Regions from separate parts of the Homo sapiens genome. Here region 1 is linked to region 2. The links are chromatin contacts, found by Hi-C or POLR2A ChIA-PET in ENCODE. All regions are on one chromosome and are shown on one strand. Each heading gives the region's core, a stretch centred on a gene start or an enhancer-like site at or near the end of the contact. The rest is flanking DNA. Distances are from core to core; before and after follow the strand shown.

Evidence for each region. A loop is a pair of places that touch in the nucleus more often than their neighbours do. ChIA-PET counts read pairs that join two places held with the same protein, here RNA polymerase II (POLR2A). Pooled maps may share reads with other maps.
Region 1: a loop to region 2 is called in a map of mammary epithelial cell, with 9 times the contacts of the local background. The contact joins the enhancer-like site here to the promoter of LINC02941 in region 2. A Hi-C loop is called at or near these places in 7 of 168 maps with a recorded cell type or tissue (A673, IMR-90, MCF 10A and 4 more) and 5 of 50 pooled maps. POLR2A ChIA-PET finds 5 or more read pairs at or near these places in 6 of 52 experiments (A673, AG04450, HEK293T and 3 more).

The regions. Positions count from the first base shown.
Region 1 is chr6:140,048,638-140,054,526 of GRCh38, forward strand. The region is part of intron 1 of LINC02941 (long intergenic non-protein coding RNA 2941); the gene reads left to right. All of the region lies in intron 2 of LOC107986652 (a long non-coding RNA gene), which reads right to left. Among named protein-coding and RNA genes, the nearest start is that of LINC02941, 75 kb to the left of the region's middle. Within about 2 kb of position 1,859, at least 5 of the 41 ENCODE cell types and tissues checked have a DNase peak (open chromatin) inside an H3K27ac peak, as active enhancers do; they include A673 and mammary epithelial cell, where a contact is called at or near this core.
Region 2 is chr6:139,972,283-139,978,120 of GRCh38, forward strand. It overlaps LINC02941 (long intergenic non-protein coding RNA 2941), which reads left to right and starts at 4,037. Exons shown (of 2, transcript NR_121623.1): 1 at 4,037-4,150.

The DNA.
Region 1 (5,889 bases), core at 609-3,108, 74 kb after region 2:
CAGTTACGTTGCCCACACTGCTCTGCTCTATTCTAGAATCTTCTGTTGCTTCATTTTGGTTTCTTTGCTTGTTAATAATGTTTTATAGTTTCAGTTGTGCAGCACTCCTTTTTCATTGCTGCTGATCATGATTTATTTTATTCTGAAATTTATTTATTTGTTCATTTGTGAAGGCATAATGGAAAATGTAAATGATGTGATCTGATGTGGCTTCATTCTTCCATTTGCTATCTTTACCCAAACTTTCAACAATCAGGTTTTACTTTATTATTTACAAACTTATCTAAGGATGTATTTATTTTAAAAATTTCACTTAAGAGCCCTTAGACAAGTCCTATAATTTATTACCTGCTGAATAAAGTAATTTTTCTTTTTTATCTCATATGACACTGTTTAATGTAAACTACATTTTTATATTCAGGGAGTATTGTGTGTGCGTTCATTCTGTCTATGTTTTTTTGTTTTGCTGAATTTGATCATGGACCCTCCTATTTCATTTTAATAGCTACCCCTTTTCATTTGCTACTTTCATATGCTGATTTCATATCATGCTTCATATTCTTATGTTGTAAAGGTTTTTCCATTATCAGTGAAGTAATGGAAATTAAAATGCTGTATAGAGACAAGAGATGAGGTTTTATTTAATTAAGCAAAAGTAACAATCCAGACTGCACATTGAAAGGCAGAGGGTGGGGGAGAATATTATGGGAAGCCCTAATAGATAAGAGGAATGCTAAGGGTTGATTTAAGAAGGAAAAATAAACAAAGTTAAAGTCAGAATGTTTATTTTGAATGGCATTAGTAAATGGGGAAAATTGGTGGAACCGATTCTTTGTTATTACGTGACTCATAAAAAATATTAGGTTGCCTTGATTTCTGCTTCTTACCTTGTGGCCTTGGTTTGGTTTATACACCCTCATTGTCAGCACTGGCTCTCTATAATAAGCATAACCATTACAGGTGGCCATAGTTGGGATCTGAGCTTTTCTATAGCATCTTTAGTTCTGCACAGCAAGGGCCACTAGGGAAAGGGCAGAGAAGGGTGGAGAGGATGTCTATAGGTAGCAAAGATACTTTGAGTTTGGAGAATAATAATTATGGAATTGTGGCATGTACGTTACTTGTGCTTTTTCCTTTGTTTTTCTGATGCCTAAGGTGGTTGAACACAAGTTTTTCCTGTTGCGTAGCTGGTTACATTTTCCACTGAGCCTTGCAGCTCTTGTTTTTGAGAGAAAAAAAGCACTAGGAAATATGCAAAATCTCCTTGAGTGAATAATGTGAATTGCAGAAAGGATCCATTGACTTCCTTCTCAGCAGTGATTTTCTATCTGAGTGGCTGCTGGATAGTTAGTGCATAAAGCTATGTTGGTGCTGGCTGGGTGCAAATTGCCTTCATCTGAAGATGCCTGCTTTGTACCATTACCTGCCTACAGCAAAACAGAGCCCCTCCAGTAGAGAAGTCTCTTTAACCAAATATCAAACAAATTAACCTTTTAGTGTGCTCCTAGGAGCCTCTCAAGAGAAGGAACACTTCAGTGACATCACTGATGGCAAAGGTTAGCCTAAAAGTAAAATGAAATCATCTGGCCAGGCAGGCCCTGCGGGAGAATCAAGCTTTGTAATTAGATTGAAGGCTCCTAGGAAACGAAGCTCTGTTGCAGGAAGAGCATTTGCAGAAGCTAATTGGGGTAAGCTTTTGCATCAGTGTCGGTGCAACGCATCACTTACAGCCTTGAAAATAGCTGTAATGGTGTATGATGATTGAGTCATTCCCTAATTTTAGCAACCTAGGCTGAACATGAATTACATGACGAATGTGCGCTTGAGTTTGTCCTATCTGAGACTTCGGACTCCGGGAAGATTGCCGTACACGTACTGGCTAATGTGACGACTGTTTTCTGGGAGTTGCAGGATTGCGACAGCTTTGTGCAAGCAGAGCCTGAGAGTTTTGCTCTGTTGGCTCTGCCCATTTACCTTCATTCTAACCTCCATTCTTACCTTGTCATCTGGTGGATGTCTCCCTGCCTTTACCCTACTTTTTTTTTTCCCCCAAAGTGTGGAATCTGTAACTGAACCCAGTAATTGTTCTAAATTATTTCTGTGGTGAATTAGCAAAACAAGAAATCTAGTTACTAAGCGAATAAGGTGAGGTCACCATCCTCCTTGCTGTAGTGACTCAAACCAGATACAAACTGAGGTTGGAGAAGTAAAAACGTGAGCAGAGAAGTAATATTATTTGGTCTTGCATGTGTCTAAACTTCTCCCTAGATAATCACCTTAACTTTGATATACATAGTGGAGTTCTCTTCTGGCACTTTCAAGGATACACCAACCTGAACACTTTATCTTTCACGATTTCCTTTGGTTTTATGTGGTTTTCAGTCTTTGAGTGACAACAGAATATCAAGGCAAGTCAGCTCCCGGGACCCACCATCTGTGTGACAAAGGCATAGTACTTAAACTCTCTGAGCCTCCCATTCCTCATGCATAAATGAGAATAGTGGAAGAGCTAGTAAGAGTATGAAGCATGGTATGAAATCATGCATGAAGCTTTATGTTGTAAAGCTGTGTTGTATGTGGCAAAAATTTTTACATTATCAGTGAAGTAATAGATACTAAAATGTTGTATAGAGACAAGAGATGAGGTTTTATCTAATTAAGCACAAATGATCTAGACTATACATTAAAAGGCAGAGGGTGGGGGAGAGTATTATGGGAAGCCCTAATAGATAAGAGGAATGCTAACGGTTGATTTAAGAAGGAAAAATAAACAAAGTTAAGGTCAGACTCTTTATTTTGAATGCTATTAATAAGTAAAGAAATTGATGGAATCAGGTAGAAGCACATAATCAGCTTTCATAAGCATTAGCTAGGATTTTTGGCCAAAACATAAGGGTGAAGGTATGTGAGAGTTGTTCTTTATTTTGGTAGTCATAACTAACAAAAACAGCTAACATTTTTTAACGCTTACTGTACGTCAAGTACTACACGGAGCACATGATGTGGTGATGACATTAAAAACTCACCCCAACCTGCTCTATGCTCATTGCACAGATTAGGAAACGGAAGCATCTGAGTAACATAGTGAAGATACTAATGCAATAAATAATTGTTCATCAAAGAATCACAGAAAGAAGCACTTGGAGCTGGCTCATCTCAGGGAAATGCACGTAGTGATAATGAGTCATCCATTTTCAATGCATCACTATAGCTCTCCCAAACCAAAACCCTCCTCTTGAGCTCACACTAAATCTGTTTATTTCTCATATCTAGATTGCTTTTACATTCTGCACCAGCTAATCTCTGGTCCTATTTCAAATCAGAATCTGGATATTATTTACCATCTGCCTCTAAGGGATGCACTTGCCAAGTCCCTTAATTTGCTATAATTGGCAGGTTTTCAGTGTACATAATTTATATCAAAAAAAGCTACCCTGAAAAAGAAGATTAATTAAACCATTTCTTCTGGGTCCCTAAAAGTGCAGTGGTTTCCAGGAGGATGGCTTTAAGGCCTTAAGGTCTTCTGTGTGTATATGCTGTCACAGCTGAGCACATTAAAAATGTATGTTGGGTTGCTCCCTGGTGCCTCTGAGCTGGTCAGAAAGATGTCATTGGCACCTGGGTAACATCACAAATACTCACTGAATTAAGCAGCTCACATTTGCATTTGAGTCTTTTGTTCTAAGCTTCGCAGACACTGGAAACTACTAGACTGCAGTATAATTTATGGATACCTCAGTGTTGACAATTCTGTCACTGATATGATAGGAAACACTAGAAAAAAATACACCCAGATGTACAGAATTCTAAATAGAGTAAGTGAGAGACCGTAACCTGATTCAGACAAGCAGCACATGTGGCTAGGAAATAGACCATTTACAGTTTTTCCCCCTTTTTGCCCTTTTTCAGTCATTCGCTAGGCTCATGGTCCAATGTGGAACATCCCCTAGGCTTTGTGGAGGCATTCTGGTCCTTCACAGCTTCTGGATAATATAATGCTTCCTTGTGAGTTTATTTCTTAATCCATGCCTATCTAAACTTGGCAGATTGATTCTCCATTCTAAAAATGGGAACTTCTGTGTTTTCTATCTTTTTCTAGAGGTTTTTTTTTTTTTTTTTTTTGAATTACCAGCCTTCAGGGGAATTACACAGCGTAGCACAGGAATGAATGTGAAGTTGCCACATATTTTTCTTTATTTTCCTGGAATGCCCATCTTCACATCCATGGCCAGTTTTTCCTACTTAGCTTCCAAATCTTAACTCAAATGCTGCCATGCTTGCCTTGCCCCATCCTGACCTCAAGGTGGCCTCCTCTGTGCTTCAGAAACTATATCTGAAGCTTAAGAAATAAGTAAAAAATGTGGACAGCCTCCATTCATTGTCTTTTTGAAAGAAGGCCAGCTACAGATTAACTAATATACTTAGGTTACCTCACTGTTTACTATTAATTACAAATTCCAGACTTTGTAGCATTCGCTGTTGACTTGTAGCTTTTTGCATGGTGGAGCTGCAAATAATTTCTGCCAGGTGGAGCAGATAACTCCAAAGGTTTATGGTCCTGTTGGACATGAGCCACTTTTTAAATCTACCCATCAATCTCATTCTAAGATGGTCTCTGTCCAGCTTATAAAACAACTTTTGATCTGGTCATAACATCTTATTAATTAATGAGTTAAATAAAACATGCTCATATTACGTGAGGGTGGGAGTCACAGGTTTGAACTCCAGTAGAGTATAGCACTCTCCACATTCTCCCAGATTGAGTTGTCTCCCTTTGCCACTAAATAAAAGCCTCATGAAGACAGGGACCTTGCGTTGCATGACTTTGGACACTCAGTACTTAGTACCATGTCTGATGCCTGCGTCACTCAATAAGAATGTGTACTATGACTAAATGATTATGTAATTTAATTCTAACCCAATTGGACTCTGCAGCAGTGCTCCAGGTCAGTGCAAGGATGCTCTATTGCTCAAAGAACAGCTTCTATTTTAGGATAACTTAGATGTGGAGTCAGAAATGTTATGATAGTCTTTTCTACGACTTGATGACTCTATGTAGTGGCCTTAGTCTTAATCCTTCTTTATTAGTCTTTTGCTTTGCACTGCCTTTGGATTAAGAATAGACAAAGTTATTCAATATTCAATATCCACCTAAGCCAGGACACTTTGCAAGGGCAAACAGAAGTTTGAAAGACAGTTTTACTTGTCTTTTTTTTTTTTCAGTGTTGTGCCTAGTTGCTGTGGCTAGCTGAAAACATAAGGGAAATCTTTCTCTTTTATTAAGGATACTTTGACCCTTTGAGAGAAAAACAAATTCTAAGTAAAGCAGTTCCATGTCTAAACTGATGTTATCAGCCGCTACTGTATGACATTAGGCTGTAAAAGTATTTACCTAAAAAAGTCAATAAACATGCAATTCACTATTATTTGTGTTGAATTATAGATCTGGAGGATCAAACCAGAATCAAAAGGAGTATACAAATTATCTATAAGATTATATGTGTGTATGTATATGCATATATATCTTTATACATATAACCTCAAATATCTAAAGGCAATTTCTGTGCATCACCTTCTTGTCCTTTTCTTTTTCTTATATACACTACTACAATAATGCATTTCCCATCAAAGTACTATTTTAAAAGTCTGCTTTTCATTTTGTCTATATTTGAAAATGTACTCAAAGAGTTCTGAAGAAGAATAATGTGTAGGATGGTAGTTTTCAGAAACTTATTTGGAAATAATATCATCTAATAGAGAATTAAATATACTTCTAGTAGGTATTCAACAAAAATTAAGATAACTTCTCATATTTAAGAATATAAAAATAACCAGATTGTTTAAGCGTAAATTCCATCTGCTGTCCAGGGATTGTCAACAAGTGAAAAT
Region 2 (5,838 bases), core at 2,787-5,286:
CTGGGCCCCATTGTTGATTCAGTAGGTCTGGGATGATTTTTGTCGAACAAGTTCCCATGTGATGCTGTTGGTCTGGGGACCCCTCTTTGAGAATCTCTGCTTTTAATGAAATGTAACGAAAGAACAGGAAGCAAAAAAAGAAGAATGGAAACCCTATTGGTCCTTTAAATGAGAGTACATTTTTCTCTTGCAATTTGGTTCCTCACCCTAGTGTGGTTGCTGCATAAACCCTTTTGATATGATTTACTGATTTCTACACTCTTCTTATTCATGGATTAAGATTTTTGAGGGAAGATTAATATTTAAAGTTTTTTTTTAATAATTGAGAATACATAGACATAGATGATGAAAAGCTGATCAATTTTAACTGCTTCCTGCACAGGTAAAATAATTGCGACTCCTGGGTTCTTTAGAGACACATGAAAGAAGTGGTTATAATAATTTTACAGATTCAACTAAATAAAGAATAGTGTGCATATAATAATTTCATGAGGTAGCACATCAAATCGGTGCTATAAAATCAAATCAGCAAATCAAGATGGCTTATTTAACAAATGTATTGAGAAAGTTCGGTAACAACTTATTTTGTTTTATACTATTTATCAACATAAATTATAAATAAATAACGATGCAAATATTATATATTTTAAAAAGATGTATAAAGCCACTTGAAGAAAATAAATGTTCATCTTTTAATTTTTTTGATTTATATAGCTTATTTATATATTACTTATTTAATCTTAGATAGTGACAATTTTCTTAATGTTAACTTATGAAGGCAACCATAAAAGAAGATTGATAGGTTCAAGTAAACAAAAACAAATACACAAAAGGTACTCTGTCAAAACCACAATAAACATTGTTGTGGGCAGAGAGGAAAATTATTACAAACATTATAAAGGGCATTTTCACTCTGTTACAAAGTCTTGGAGTTTTGTTCATTTTATGACACACTTCAAGTAAGTTATTCTAAGGAAATATTTATGGTCACATATAAAAGTACAATGTAAGAGTACATATCACAGAACTATTAATAATAGCAAAGGTTTGGTAACAACACTATGGGGCTGGAAAAATAAATAGAGGGCCTTGATGTAACAGAGTATCAAATAGCAATTTAAACGGTGTTATAGAAAAATATTGTTATGAAAAATGTGCAGAATATGATATGTATTGAAAAATATTACTACACAAAATTATACAAAATATTCTATTTTGTTTTTAAAATACCTGTTTCAGGACATATCAGATTGGGAAAATATAAACCAAAATTTTAATAGCACTTATCTCTGCATTATTGGATTATATGTGGTTTATTTTCTCCTTTTGACTTACCCGTATTTTCTCAACATTTTATAACAAATTTGTCTCATTCCTGAAATTAAATCATGTTAAACATTTTGAATAATTGCATTATTTTTCTCACAAGTATTTAAATAAAATCCCTCTCAGTCCCATCCTGATCCTCAGCTTTGAACTGTTTCACTCTGCACAGGGGAAAAGTTGAGAATTTATCTCTGGAGTCCTTAGGAATTTTCTCTATGCAATTCACAACAGATTTGATTAGGTGTCCAGTGTAAACTTGACTCCACGGCCCTCCTTCTTCTCTGTCCTAGTTCTCATGTGAATACATAAAAATGTGACCCTCCAGAATTATTTTACATTTTAGCAGAAAGAAATGGTTTCAGTGGAGCTATCCTAACAGTGCTTTTGTATGTCTTGCTTAATAACTCCCTTTCCCTTAATTGAAAAAGGAAAGAAAAAAAATAAAGAATGATGCTGGTTTGGAAATACTTTTAGAGATTGCTGTCTCCAACTGTGCTTGTTCTCGCTGTCTGTTATGGTCCATTAGATAAACATGGTGTTCAACAGTCAGGCTGTTGTTGATATATTTGGCAACACTGATAATGTGATCTATGTTTAGGAGGAAGTGGATGCATCATTCCATGCGGGCATAGGTTTTCTGAAAGTGATTGTTCTTTTTACAAGAAAAAGTTAGATAAGTCATTGAACCTTAAATTCTCACTAAGAGTCTGAACATTTTTAATTTTTGTCATCTGAGGTTTTTTTTTTTTGGTGCTTTTATTGGAATTTCAGATTAATAGTTGGGCTTATTCTCAGAAGCAACCAGTACTAACTGAAAATAAATGCAAACCTGGTTGCTTCTGACTCTTGAGGGTGAAATTAGTATAACAAGAAAAAGGGAGGTGCTTGTTATCTGAGTATATTTCTTTATTGTTCATCAATCACAGTTTTTAGTGTTTTCATTTGTAACCTGCAAGTTTAAAAACAAACAGAAAAGAACCTTGAATCTTAAGATTCTTTTTCTGTTTCTCTCCCTTATATCTATTTATCTATTTATCAATTAATCTACCTACCTGCCTATCTACCTATCTCTCTCTACATACACATATACACATATGTACTATATTTAGACTACATATGTATAGTACATATGTATATGTATATTTAGTACGTATGTATATGTATATGTGTATTTATGTGTATATTTGGACTGTACATATACAGTCTAAATATAGTACATATATGTATGTATTTATACTATATATGCATATTTATACACATATACAGTCTCTTTATATATGTAGTCCTGAAGAAAGGATTGGAATATATTTCATCAAATAAAATACTAACATATTTTGGACATAAAAGGGCATAAAGTCTGAGACATGGAATGTCTTGTAATGTCCAGCTGAATCCTAAATATCCTCAGTGATAGGATTTCAGGCATTTCTCTTGGAAAGTGATTCCATTATCTAATAGTTTTCATTGGGAGGAAATTTTTCCCAACAGGCTTAATGTTCCTCTTCTCAACTGGTTCCATTAAACCTAATTACCCCTTCCTAAAGCTGAGCAATTCCTCTCCTATTGGTATTTACCAAGTTTTAATAGTGGAAAGCAACAATTAGCTCTTCAGCTGTCATAAAATCAGTGTATTTTAAACTTTTTTGGTGTTTCTTTTTAAATGGTATACATACATGCATATGTATATGTGTATCACACATACAACTAGTCACCAAATTTGCTTTAGTGTTTACTTAATGCTGAAATCATATCAGTATTTCAGATGTGCTTACATGGTAAGACATTATTGACTTTTCTCTTATAAATTCTTTATGTCCACAGGTGGCCACTAACAATATAGTAGCCTTCATTCACATTTTATAAAAATGGGTTATAGGTGACAAGCCACAGCTTAACAATCTCTAGCCTCTGTGAAAGTTGGCTTATGTCTATAGTTTGGGCTGGTGAAGATTCCAAGAAAAAAATGCCACTGACCCCATTCAGTTCCATCAAGAAAGGGAATTTTGTTCTATGGGGGAGATGGATGTTATTACTTATTCTCTAGAGAGGGACGTTTAAAATCACTTCAGATTGTTGGAATCTATAGCCTGCGCTATCATGGCAGGAAGCTCAGTGATTTTTAAATTATTTACAGGTAAAATCCCCACCTCCTGTAGTTTTTATTTTTAGAGTGTCCATTTCAGGATTTTAATGCTGAGAAAGTGAAACTATGCTCGCTCTTGTCATCTTCTTCCCTCTCTCTTCCTTTGACCTTCCCCCTTCGCCTCCCCTTCCCTCCTAGTGCTCTGCTCCTTCCCATTTCCTTTCCTACCTCAAATCCCATTACCCACCGCCATACCTTTTTTCCTTCTTTCTCTGACTCTGATTTTTCCCAGTTCTCTCTTAATGAGGTTTATTTGTGAGCCTCAAGCCTCATATTATTGTTCAGTCTTTGGGTATCCTCCATGCTGGGGGCTCCTTCCTGGGCCCATGAAAGATGAGTTTAGGGTCTGAAAGAAGGATCTTTCTTCTTGCCCTCAAGTCACTTCTGTAGCCTGTTGTGGTTTGCATGCTAGATGCATCTGGACTACATGGAAAAGATTTCCTAGAAGTGTCTATGGACTGACTGTGTTACTCCCAAATTCATATGTTGAAGTCCTAATCCCCATCTTGATGGTATTTGGAGGTGGGGCCTTTGGGAGGTAGTTAGGCTTAGATGAGATCATGAGGTTGGGGACTACGTGATGGGATTAATGTCTTTCAAAGGAAATGAAGAAACACAGGAGCTTTCTCTCTCTCCATGCTCAGGTACTGAGGAAAGATCATATGAGCACACAGCAAAAAGGTAACTATCTATCAGGTAGGAAGAATGCCCTCACCAAGAACCATATCGGCCAGTACCTTGATCTTAGACTTCCCAGCCTCCAGAACTGTGAGAAAATAAATGTCTGTTGTTGAAGCCACCACATCCATGGTATTTTGTTGTAGCAGCCCAAACTGACTAAGACAAAGTATCTTCTTTTCAAAGATTGGACTTTATATTTTTTACTTGTGTTAGTATTTCATAATCCCAAAGTTCTACAACTTCCATATAACAAAAATTTTGAATTCAGTACAATGACCTTGTAAGTATTTCATTTATAACAAGCCTCTTTAAAATATATTTAGTAACATTGCTTTAATTAGAAAGAATTTAAAATATACGATGATGTCTTAGGTATGTTTATTTTTAGTGAGAATTGATTTGGTTGCTTTGTTTTGTTTTGAGATAGGGTCTCGCTCTGTCACCCAGGCTGCTGGAGTGCAGCGACGGAATGCAGTGGCACGATTTCAGCTCACTGCAACCTCAACCTCCTGGGCTCAGGTGATTCTCCCATCTCAGCCTCCAAAGTAGCTGGGACTACAAGCAGACACCACCACACCAACTAATTTTTGTATCTTTTATAGAGACAAGGTCTCAGTTTACTGCCAGGCTGGTCTCGAACTCCAGGCTTAAGCCAGCCACCCAAAGTGCTATGATTATAGGTGTGAACCACTGTGCCTGGCTGTTGTTGTTTTTAGTCATGAAATATTCAACTTTGTCCAGCCATCCTGGGCTACTCTAACAACTGTAATTGCTTTATAACTACTTAGCTATGGATTTCTGGAATCTGAAATTGAGGCCATAAGCAGAAATGACTAAAATATAGAATTCTTTCTCCTATCTTTATTTGTTCATCTAGATATTGGAACTGTATCATTAAATTTAAAGGGGGGAACTAGTATTGACAACAAATTAAATTATTTCAACCAAAACCACTTAATAGGTATGTTGACTGTTAGTCATTACCAAATCAGCTAAGAAAAAATAGTTTTATTTCCACTTTGTTGATTCAACAAATAATTTTCATATTTGTAATTCATATTGACAGTCACAGATTCCTAGGATCTCTATTAACAGATACCTCGTTTGTGCCTGTGATTATTTCTTCATCTGTGCCTGTCTTTGCCCTTTCCTAGCTGAATGTCCTTGAAAAAATCATTTGGCCTTTTTGTGTCTGTTTCCTCATCATGAGGTGGAAAAATACATAGAGTCAAATGTGTGAGGTTGTTTCCAGAAATTAATTTAAGTAAGCACTTTGAATACTACCAGACCATAGTAAGTTCTATGATGATGACGACAGATCCAGTTGAGAGCTCATTTGCTGGCAGCATCCTAAATAACTCTGCTTCATGGAAGAAAGGCTCTGTAAATACCAAAGATTAAGATCCTTGGTTTAAGACTCAAGGAATCTGTTTACAAGGTAAGTAAGCAAGAGAACAAAAACAAAACATAGTTTATACAAGGCCCATTCAATCACAATCTTATCTTTTCAATTTCAAGTCTATCCCCTTTAAGTTTCCATGACATAAATATCAGCTGACATACACACAAGGTGACTCACCTTCTTCCCATTAAACTAGGTTGAGATTAAAAACAAACAAGCAAACAGCTGGAATGTGGCACGTGGGTCAGACCCTTCTGAGTCCAGTTGGGTAACTCAGCAGAGATCA